Regions from separate parts of the Homo sapiens genome. Here region 1 is linked to region 2. The links are chromatin loops, found by intact Hi-C in ENCODE. Cell type or tissue: chondrocyte. All regions are shown on one strand. Links, peaks and the distances in the headings refer to the core of each region. The heading gives the core; the rest is flanking DNA.

The links. Peaks named below come from ENCODE experiments on the same cell type or tissue, not always from the same donor. Only the 100,000 strongest peaks of a DNase experiment are listed, where the experiment ranks them.
Region 1: it touches region 2 in a loop (1.9-fold over the local background); 3 of 110 quality-filtered maps call a loop at or near these places.

What each region holds. Positions count from the first base shown.
Region 1 is chr9:95,348,039-95,353,412 of GRCh38, forward strand. No RefSeq gene overlaps it. Among named protein-coding and RNA genes, the nearest start is that of FANCC, 33 kb to the left of the region's middle. In chondrocyte, for the core only: no CTCF peak of the experiment used is centred there; DNase peaks (open chromatin) are centred at 1,425, 1,930, 2,335 and 3,202.
Region 2 is chr9:95,491,792-95,497,165 of GRCh38, forward strand. The region is part of intron 2 of PTCH1 (patched 1); the gene reads right to left. Among named protein-coding and RNA genes, the nearest start is that of PTCH1, 15 kb to the right of the region's middle. RefSeq lists enhancers at 1,888-2,629, 2,556-2,645, 2,630-3,369, 2,706-2,755, 2,806-3,025 and 1 more. In chondrocyte, for the core only: no CTCF peak of the experiment used is centred there; no DNase peak of the experiment used is centred there.

The DNA of each region.
Region 1 (5,374 bases), core at 260-5,259, 140 kb before region 2:
AAATAGTGAAGATAAATTTCCCAGATTCAAAGGCTCTTTTGATGCTGAGGTGGAAAGAGAAAGAATTAATATTAGAATAGGGTTTCAAAACATTAAAAAAAACCTAGGCTCATGTCTGTAATCCCAGCACTTTTAAAGGCAGAGGCAGGCCGATCACTTGAGCCCAGGAGTTCTAAACCAGCCTGGGCAACATGGAGATACCCCGTCTCTACTAAAAATACAAACAAAAATTAGCCGGCCATCGTGGGTGCTAGCCTGTAGTCCCAGCTACTCTGGAGGACTGCTTGAGCCCAGGAGGCAGAGGTGCAGGGAGCTGAGATCGTTGAGATTGTGCCACTGCACTGCAGCCTGGGTAATGGAATAAGACCCTGTCTTAAGGAAAAAAAAAAAAAACAACAAAAGAAACAAAACGAAAATTCTAAAAGTATCTGGGGATAATATCTTTTAGAGATAACCTTCAAAAATCAAAAAAGCAGGCCGAGCACGGTGGCTCACACCTGTACTCCCAGCGCTTTGGGAGGCCGAGGCGAGTGGATCAACTGAGGTCAGGAGTTCGAGACCAGCCTGGCCAACATGGTGAAACCCCATCTCTACTAAAAATACAAAAAATTAGCCTGGCGTGGTAGCGGACGCCTGTAATCCCAGCTACTCGGGAGGCTGAGGCAGGAGAATCGCTTGAACCTGGGAGATGGAGGTTGCAGTGAGCTGGGATCATGCCATTGCACTTCAGCCTGGGCGACAAGACTGAAACTCCGTTTCAAAGGAAAAAAAAAAAGCAATACAGGATGCAAGAAGTTAATAGATTTATATTTTAAAGTATTAAAGGAAAAAGAGCTTTGAACCTAGCATTTTACACCAGCCAAACTCTCAAAACTCGAGGGTGTGAAAAAATATCCCCAGGCTTACACGGCCACAAAAGGTTTTTCACACAAAGGCTAATACTGAAAGCTCTCTTAAAAAATTACTTAATTTTCCAAAAATATTTTTACATCATTTTAGATAATTTACAAAAAGCTACAAAAATCCTATCTACCAGGACACATGCGTAACGGCCTGTTTGCGCTCCCTGCGGTTACAGCCGACACACGCTCGCAGACGCACGCACGGACACCCCGCTTTCCACCAGCGCACGAAGACGGGACGCGCGCTCACAGCCCCAGGGCTCGGCCCTGCACCACGAGCTAACGCGCGGTCCCCAGGGAGGTGGCGCAGAAGGCATGGCGCCTCTGCCCACGGCGTCCCGGTCCTGGTAGTCCCTATAGAGACCTTCGTTGATGGCCCAGGTCTAAAAGGCTTTTTCCTCCGAGCCTGCGTTCCTCCAGCCTTCCCGCTGGGCCAGGGCTCACCATCCTTCCTCGCCGGCGAGCGTGGGCCTCCCTGGAGGCGGGGGTGGCCCTGCAGAGGCAGCCCCAGGTGCGCGCTGGAGAGGCCGGCCCGCCGCGCGGGAGACACTCTTTCCAAAGTGGAAGCGCTGCGTGGGCAGCAGCGCGGGCCGGGCCCTCGGATCCCAGTCTCTGTTGCTCCCGAGACCCCCGCCCCGCGCCGCATCCTCCGAGCTCAGCGCCCTCGGGCTGCGCTGGGCGCAGTGGCTCCCGGTCAGGGCGCAGTCGGCCTGGGCGCTAGAGCCCCTCTCAGCTCCCGGCCTAGGGCGGGGAAGCGCCAGCTCCCGCAGCCCCTGTGAAAGGTCCCCTGTGCCTCCTGCCTAGGTGCGCGCTGTGGCATCTCTGGCCAGAAGCACCTTTGGCGGCCTGTTGGGCCCCTCGCAGCCTCTGGCTGAGACTCTGCCGCCGGCGCTAACGGGCTGCGCCCGCGCTCCCGCTCTGTCCCCGCCCGGGTCCCGGGCTCCGCGTGCACACCACTCCTTGGCCTTTTCCACCAAAACTTCCTGATCTCCAGTTCGATGCTGTCGTCGCGGTTCCCGGAACTGCTGTCTTCAGACGGCGAGCCGGGGCTGGGAGCGGCCCTCACGGGGACGGACTCCCTCCGGAGGCGGAGGTGGTTCTCCTGACGCGAAAGGCAGGGGCGCGCCCCGGCTCCCAGCGCCCTGTTTTTGGAAAATACGATTTTGTAGGGTGTTCCTAAACTGCAGTCTTCTGTGTTTTGCATACACGTCTTAGATCAGCAAACATTTGGCTCTTATCATCACAGCCAGGTTCAAAGAGACTCTGAGAGGATGCTTTTTGGTTGATTGCTGGTGAAGAAGTCTGGTTGTGGCCGCCGTGGGAGCTCGAGGACCGAAGGCCACAGCTGCCCGCTCCGCGGATCGCTTAGATGCCCGAAAGTGTCCGTGGGGAAGCTCCCAGGACAGCACTTTCTATACAAAGGGTCCCTCCCCACCACGCTGGTCCTTGGAGTCCAGAGCATATCTTCTGAAAACTGCAGCCACAGCCGTCTGTTGGAAAAACGTTTGGAAGCACAAAGGCCAGCTAGCACACTGACCGCTCCCTGTTGCAGGTGAAATCCGCGGATGTCCGCGGTGGCTGCTCTGCAGCGCAGCCCCAGGCCTGGGTGGATTCATGTCCAATCTTGTTCAATCACTAGATGACTCTAACATCTAAATAAAGTTATTTTTTTTCTTTTCTTTTTTGAGATGAAGTCTCGCTCTGTTGCCCAGGCTGGAGTGCAATGGCGCGATCTCGGCTCACTGCAAGCTCCGCCTCCCAGGTCCAAGCGATTCTGCTGCCTCAGCCTCTGGAATAGCTGGGACTACAGGCTTGCGCCACCATGCCTCGCTAATTTTTGCATTTTTGTAGAGATGGGGTTTCACCATGTTGGCCAGGCTGGTCCTGAACTCCTGACCTCAGGTGATCCGCCCGCCTCGGCCTCCCAAAGTGTTGGGATTACAGGCGTGATCCACCGCGCCTGGCAATACACTTCTTTTTATATGGAGTTACTGTTCTTCATTTTAAGTCATGGTTCTAAAGGGTAATACAACGTGTCCATTTTAAATTTCCTTTTCTTGATTCGCGCACACCAATAGGCGCTGCTTAGAGCTTTGGTCCCCAAACACCTTGGGCACAGATGATGTGCAAAGCCCGGTGCTGGGGACAAGCCTTCCCCACACCTGCCCTCCAGAAACTGGGGCCCAGTCAGAGGTGTGCCCGAACAACAAGGCCAGCCCTTTGGACGGTTTCTGCAGGCCGCCTCCCGGGGCCGAACGCGCAGGACCCGCTCCTGCACGCGGCGTGGCTCAAGGCGGTGGCCTCAGGTCCTCGGTGTTGACGCCCTGCGATGCCTCCCTGGTAGTACCCTGTGCCTTCTGCTCTGAGGCCGCTGCGGTGCCCGTGGCTACTGTAGAGACGGAAGCAGTGTTACGTACTGACGGGTCATGACGTTTACACGGTAATTGTCCAGCAAACTTTCATCAGTCCCCCAAGATCCACAACTCAACCTCATGGCTTAGCTGCGATGCAGGGTTTACTCTGCAGCTGAATCTTGTTGGTATTCTAACATGCAAGTGAGTTGTCTACACATTGTGCACCCCTGGGTTTTGGTGGGAATTCACTTCTATACCAAGTTGCGGGCATGTGCCACCTTCCATCCACAGTCAACATCTGCTGGATCAGAAGCTGTGATGAGGATCACTGTTCCTGCCCACGCCCCTCTTTTGTGTTTGATATCTTCATTGTGGCATATTTGTGACTTAAGTGCTTCCAGGAAAAAAAATTCCATGTAATCCATACTTTAACTTCTATTTAAAAATTTTTTTTTTTTGAGACAGAGCCTCCCTCTGTCACCCAAGCTGGAGTGCAGTGGTGAGATCTTGGCTCACTGCAACCTCCACCTCCCAGGTTCAAATGATTCTCATGCCAAAAATGATTCTCGTGCCTAAGCCTCCCAAGTAGCTAGGATTACAGGCCCCTGCCACCACGCCCTGCTAATTTTTGTATTTTTAGTAGAGACGGGGTTTCACCATGTTGGCCAGGCTGGTCTTGAACTCCTGACCTCAAGTGATCTGCCAGCTTCGGCCTCCCAAAGTACTGGGATTACAGGCGTGAGCCACCGCTCCCGGCATAAAGTGTGCCTTTACAGGCTGGGTGCGGTAGCTCACCCCTGTAATCCCAGCACTTTGGGATGGGCGGATCACAAGGTCAGGAGATCGAGACCATCTTGGCTAACATGGTGAAACCCCGTCTCTACTAAAAATACAAAAAATTAGCCTGGCGTGGTGGCGGGCACCTGTAGTCCCAGCTACTAGGGAGGCTGAGGCAGGAGAATGGCGTGAACCCGGGAGGCGGAGATTGCAGTGAGCCCAGATCATGCCACTGCACTCCAGCCTGGGGAGCAGAGCTAGACTCCATCTCGAAAAAAAAAAAGAGTGCCTTTATATCAGCTTGTTATGTACATAAGAACTATTTTTAATACCAATAAACCAAGCACTACCCATGGTAAAAAAAAAAATTACTTAAAGAAGACAGTAAACATATTGAAAAAGATACTGCAAATGAGACAGGAAGTAACAATGATCAAATACTTTGTTTTTGTTTTGTTTGTTTGTTCTGAGATGGAGTCTTACTCTGTCGCCCAGGCTAGAGAGCAGTAGTGCGATCTCTCGTCACTGCAACCTCTGCCTCCAGGGTTCGGGCGATTCTCCTGCCCCAGCCTCCCAAGTAGCTGGGATTACAGGTGTGCGCCACCATGCCTGACTAATTTATTTTGAATTTTTAGTAGAGACAGGGTTTTGCCATGTTGGCCAGGCTGGCCTGGAACTCCTGACCTCAGATGGTCCACCCACCTCGGCCTCCCAAAGTGTTATTACAGGCATGAGCCACCATGCCCTGCCAATGATCAAATACTTTGATACAGGTTTTTGTTGCTTCAAGAAAAATATAGGACCAAAGAAAACACAACTAAATATCTGAATGATATTGACATAATGAGGACTGGGAATGTGGGAAGTAAGTTCAGCTTAGAAGACCAGTCTCTTTAGGGGAAGAAGCAGGTGTTATACACCTAAGAAATCATGAGGGGTGAATGAGTATAAGGACAACCATTGCATGAACAAAAATACCATCTAATTTCAACCAGCCAAGGAAATCTCAAAGTGTCCAATGGAAAGCAGGAAAAGAAAATGGTAATGGTTTCAAGGATATATAATAGAAAATCTCAGTGTACTGATTTCATTTTTATTTCTCTTTTATATTTCTAAAATAAGCCATATTACTTTTTAAGTTTTAAAGATTTCAAAGTAGTCGCATGCACATTGTTTAAAACAACAAATAATATAAGAATTACTATAAAAATAGCAGTCTTCTGCTCTACAGAGACAACAATATTCAACTCTTAGCTGGTCTGGTATTTACTATCATATCTGTAAATGCTATATTTATACTGTTGTTTCTCAATTTTTCCATTAAAGATATTATCTATTGAC
Region 2 (5,374 bases), core at 108-5,107:
TATGATGCTCCAAGTGGAAAATTCCACATCTGACCTCATGTAATCAGTCACAGTCAAAACAGGCTCACAACCATGAAGATGACATGTTACAACTGCACAAAAAGTTAACTATAGCAGACCTGGTAAAAATGTGTGATGGGCTTATTGAAAACTAACGCATCGTGCATTCACAACCAAACAGGAAATCATGTCAATTCATAAAATCAAAGAGAGACGTCTTAAGACAGAAACTATTGTTAATGAGGCCGGTGATGCTGGAGGAAACATTCTGAAAAGCCATCCAGCAGATGTCTCCTCGCCCCTACACAACCCACTCCCTGATCCTTCAACTGCTTCTGATGTTTCTTCTCACCTAAAAAAATAAAACATGGTGTACAGTAACCTCTCAGTGAAAACACAGCATTGCAGGTGGAGACCGGAAGCTGCTGTTGTTTAGCCACTGATGCAGGTATCTGGTGATGCTATTGTGCTGCTTGGGTACCCTGAACACATTATTTTTTTCACTGCATTAATGGAATGTCGTGGTTTTTTTACTGGTAAGTACGTAGGTGTGAATTAGTTTAAGAAAATGATTGCTTATCGGCAGCATATAAATTTTAAGTCAGGAAGGATGGGAATGCCACACAACCAGATTGTCCACATGGGTGGCTGAGATAGTGACATCTTTGCTTTCAGACAGTTCAATATACACCAACATTGTTTCAGGCACACAATTATCTTAAAATATCGTATAAAATTCCCTTCAGGCTAGATGCATAAAGTAGTTGAAACATAAACAAATTTCATGTTTAGAGTTGGGTCCCATCCTCAAGCTTTCTCATCATGCTTATGTGTGAATATCACCCCCCCTTAAAAAAATCCAAAATCCCATACACTTCTGGTCCCAAACATTTTGTATAAGGGATACTCAACCTGTATTACGCTCACAGCTAGAATTTTAGAATGCGTGAAATATGACAATAATCCGTATTTTTATTTAAAGTACAACCATGTTGCATCAAAGACTTTTCTCAGCCAGTGAGGAGATGCATTTTTTTCAGTAGGGCTCCCTGGGTCACAGTGGACAGGCCTCATTTTCCTTCTGGTCCCCAGAGAGTCCTGTCTTAGAGGGGGCAGATGAAGGCACACAGAGAACATGCAGCCCTAAGCCTCTTTACCTGCAAATTCTGCCATCTTATTCTCCAGAAATCCAAGGCTTAAGCCAATTCTTTGAAAGGCAAAAGAAGCATCACTTCTGCAAATAAGTTTTTGATCAAGCTCTGCTGATCCTCTCATCCCCAAATCAAGCCAGGCTTAACTTTCCAAAGTGAAGAAAGGCTAGCTAGCTCAGGTGGGATGCCAGCTGACCCAGAGGCCCATACTTCTAGGCCAATATGATTCCAATCCACTGTAGACAAGAGATGTTTCCCTCATCACGCTTCCCTGCTGTGCCCCTCCTCAGCACAGCCTTCTGCACAGAGCTTAAGAAACTTCTGTGTCATTCACACAAAAACCTTTTAGCAAAAGCTTATTGTGATCCACATAAAGATGATCTGAGGGACCAACCGAAGTTATTTTCCACAAAATTCAAGTCCTGCCCATGCACCTCCGTATGTGAGGGACGCAGAGGGGCACCAGGGGCATGGCACACCAAGTGTGCTGAATGAATAAATGAATGCGCAGTCTCAATACAGAGCCTTGGGAACAGGCAGTCATCTGTATAAGTTATTAATTCCCCCCAAAGCCTCAAAAAGTCAATCAGTCAAAACAAATGACCCTTTCAGCCTGAAAAGTACCCACTCAGAGTCCAATTAGGAAAATAGGGTCTGTGTATATGCAAGCGTTGCATTTGCATTTGATTAATCCCATGAATTATCTAACAGCCTCTAGAGAGATTTTCTTTTTCTTTTAGTTGCTCAGGTCCTCCTTTCAATGTTGCATTTACTTACTGTGAGGCCGAAAAAGTACAAATCTCTAAGCGGGTGTAACTGCAAAATTATTAGCACTGCCTCTTTTTTATAATCGAAAAACAAAAAAAAAAGAAAATTCAGTAATGTGAGCAATTGGCTGAAAATTCACGGGCTGTGAATTTTAGTCCTCTCCCACCCATCTCTTTTATTCAGGAGGAGCCAACCGCTGTCCAAGTTTCTGGGCCGTTTTTTTCCTTATGAGATTGTGCCCCTGCGTGTTGCCATGGGAAAAACGCTACAATCAGCCCAAAGAGAATGTGCCTTCATGAAGTGAGCCCAGTGAGAGGTCAACCACCAAAGCATAACGAGAAAAGGACACCCCCACCTGCCCACGGAACCGCACGGGACCGCACGGGGCATGTGGCAGGCTGGGCGCAGGTAGTGCGCAGGCGCTCGCGCGGGGTTCTGCAACGCGCATGCGCCGGAAGCAAGCTTCCCCGCCCCCACCAGCTGCTGGCAGTGCCATCTGTTATCAGCCTTGCCCAGGCTGCTCCCTCTGAATGGCTTTCCCTGACGCAGACCTGCTCGCCCTGTCAGATGCAATCAGGTCAGCCCGGCACTCTGCCCACGCTGGACCTGCTGCCTGTCGCAGCTCCCACCAGCTCCCAAGGAGCCACGAGTTCCCGAGACGACGCTGCATCTGCCAGGAGGCCCCTTCTTCATTGGTTACTTGCCACACTGGCAAATGAGGGCTGTGCACCGCGCCACCTGAGACAGGCCCAAGAACGTTGCTGACTTCCTGCAGAGCACAGGCGGAAATGTCTTCCATCCGGAACAGCGTACTTTCCAAGCTGGGAACTGTCCCAGGTTCTACCACAACCTCAGGTGCAACCAGGCCGCTCAAGCGCAACAGGCAGGCAGATGCACACCCAGGTCCCGTCGCTCTGCAGGAAGTGGGCGGGCCCAGAGGTGTGATGACGAGCGCGCGCTGGCTCAGAGGCCACACTCCAGCAGCAGCAGGCAGCAGAACCCAGGAACCAACACAGCGTGTTTTCATCAAGCTTAGTTGAAACCTCCTGAAGTCTTCATTAAAAAAATAGAAACAGAAAGAAACCCAACAACAACAACAAAACCCAAGTGCTTCCACGGCAGGCTCTCCATCACAGCACTCAAGGCATTGCATAACATTAACCCCAGTTTCCTTCTCTCAGCTTCTGTGGGGCTGACATCACCTCTCAGCTCTGAACAGTCTTCTTGCCATTATCCAGCCTGGGCCTCTCTTCATTGGCCTCCCACTTGAGCCGACATGGGGGAGAAGACAATGCGAGTCTCCACCTTCGCACGCAGGCTCCCTGGCCTCCGGTGAATACCACGCTGGCCTCATTTATCTCCTGCACTGTTCCTTCCCTCTGCATCTGTGCAGGGAGACTCACGTCACTGGGGGCCACTTTCATGATTTTGTTGCCATCAGGATTAGCTGGATTAGGGGCCAGTACATAAGGACCCCCTGGTGCCGTGAGGAAGTTTCATCACCGGGTCAGCATGGTGTGAACTATATTCTGTCAACACCACCACTTCTTATAGCCACCAACCAAAAAACGGAAGGGTGGAGGTGGGGGCGTGGCAGAGAAAATACCTCAAGTGCAAAATGTATAAACTCATCATAGCAATAAATTCCCGCATCATGCATTTCAAAGTATGTGAGCCATTCAAGACTATCCTTTCAAACAAGAAACCCATGTGATTCTTTTTTTTTTTTTAAATCTATAAAGAATTTGGTGGGTCTGACAGTGGAGGTAGGGGGAGTAAGTATAGGTAGGCGAGTAAGTATAGCTACCCAGAGGAAGAACAAAAAGCCCACAAAAGCTTTTTTTAGCCCCTTTCTAAAGCTAGTCAAGCAGTTTGGGAAGAGTTGCACTGCTGAAACCTTATATTTTGTTCAAGGCTAACACCTCCAGAACGGTTAGTTCCTCCTCTTCTAAAGGACCAATGCTATCCCATCCAGCAAGGATATCCCCCCATCTAATGTGAAATAAGACAATGTGGGCAGGAGAGTGGTGGAGGGAATGGTGTGGGGGGTAAAAGGATGGGTGGGAAGAAAAACAAAACAGAACTTTTAACTCCTTTTAAAACTTCAATGACTGAATTTTTTCCTCCCAGGGAATCATTTACCTACCTCCATCCCGGCCCCACTCATCTGGACCCTGCATGAAGTACACACACGATTTCTACAGAAAGTAATGGGATTTCTGCAAGTGTGTGTGAGTGTGTGTGTTTTATAGAGCAGTCCCTCTTGCACAGAACTGGGCTGTCCCATCAAAGCCGTATCTGTTATATTTCTGTCTTTCTCTTCTGTTTGGCGTATTCACCAACAAGAGAAAAGGAGGTAAGCTTTGGCGGCCCTGACCTGCAGCTGGAACACAATACTTTCGCACAGCCCTGCCGACCCCTGACATAAATTTTACACCGCAGCTGGCATTTACACACTCAGCATTACCATATGTATAGCTGCTCGGTGCTAATTATGCTAATCACCTGTCTAACTCGCTGCTGCGAAAAATGGTTGCATTTAGCAGTCCAGCGCCTCCCAATGCAGCTTACTGTGTGGCTGAAATGTACATTCAGACGGCCCTGAATGGCAAGATTTTTCCACGTTGCTGGCTACATTCAGGCCTCAGAAAAATTTATTCAAGTCAACTGGTTTCGGTCCGCAACAAAAAAGTTACGAGAAAAAAGTGAGTGTGTTCTTGCCCTAACATTCTGGATCTGCTTGCAAGCAAAATGATAAATCAATTGGTGTGGGAAACAAAAAGGGAGAGAGATTTCTTTTGGGAGCCATGTGAAACTGTAGCCTATTAAAAAAAAAAAAGAAAAAAAAAAGGGTCATCCTAGTCCCCAAATCTCTAGAAAGAGCAGTTAATAGATATTTAGCCCTAATCCCAATTCTCTCAAATTGCAAGCTTTGTTTGCAATTAAGCAAGGTATTAAACATGTGCAATTTTTTTTTCTGGATCATGTGTAGACCAAAATGATGGTATCATATTTATCATTTTTTACTTATTACAACAATGTGTAAATCTCATGAGGAAAATAAAGTAAGAAGAAAGAATTTCTTAGGCAGCTAGGAAAAATTCTTTTGTTATTTTCTCTTAGAAAGCCTCTATTTAAAAAGAGGCTGTGTGATGTTTGAGTCTATTTTGTGAAGGTTGCTGGTTTCCCAGTAAAGGAGCAGAGGAAATCAGGGAGTGGGGGTGGGAATGTGGAAGAATTCACAAAAGGAAAAAAAACAGCGGTGGGAGGAGAAAGAGGGAGTCAAGAAGCCTACATTTTCCTTCATCTCAAAATTCCTGTTTTTATCATCACTATTTCTTAAAGCCGTTTTCTCAGATCACTCTGTAGAATAAATTTCTTAATCAGGAGAATATTGGCGCAGGTATTTCAACAATTCCGCAAATTCAAACTGAAATCCTATTTCTTCCTAACTC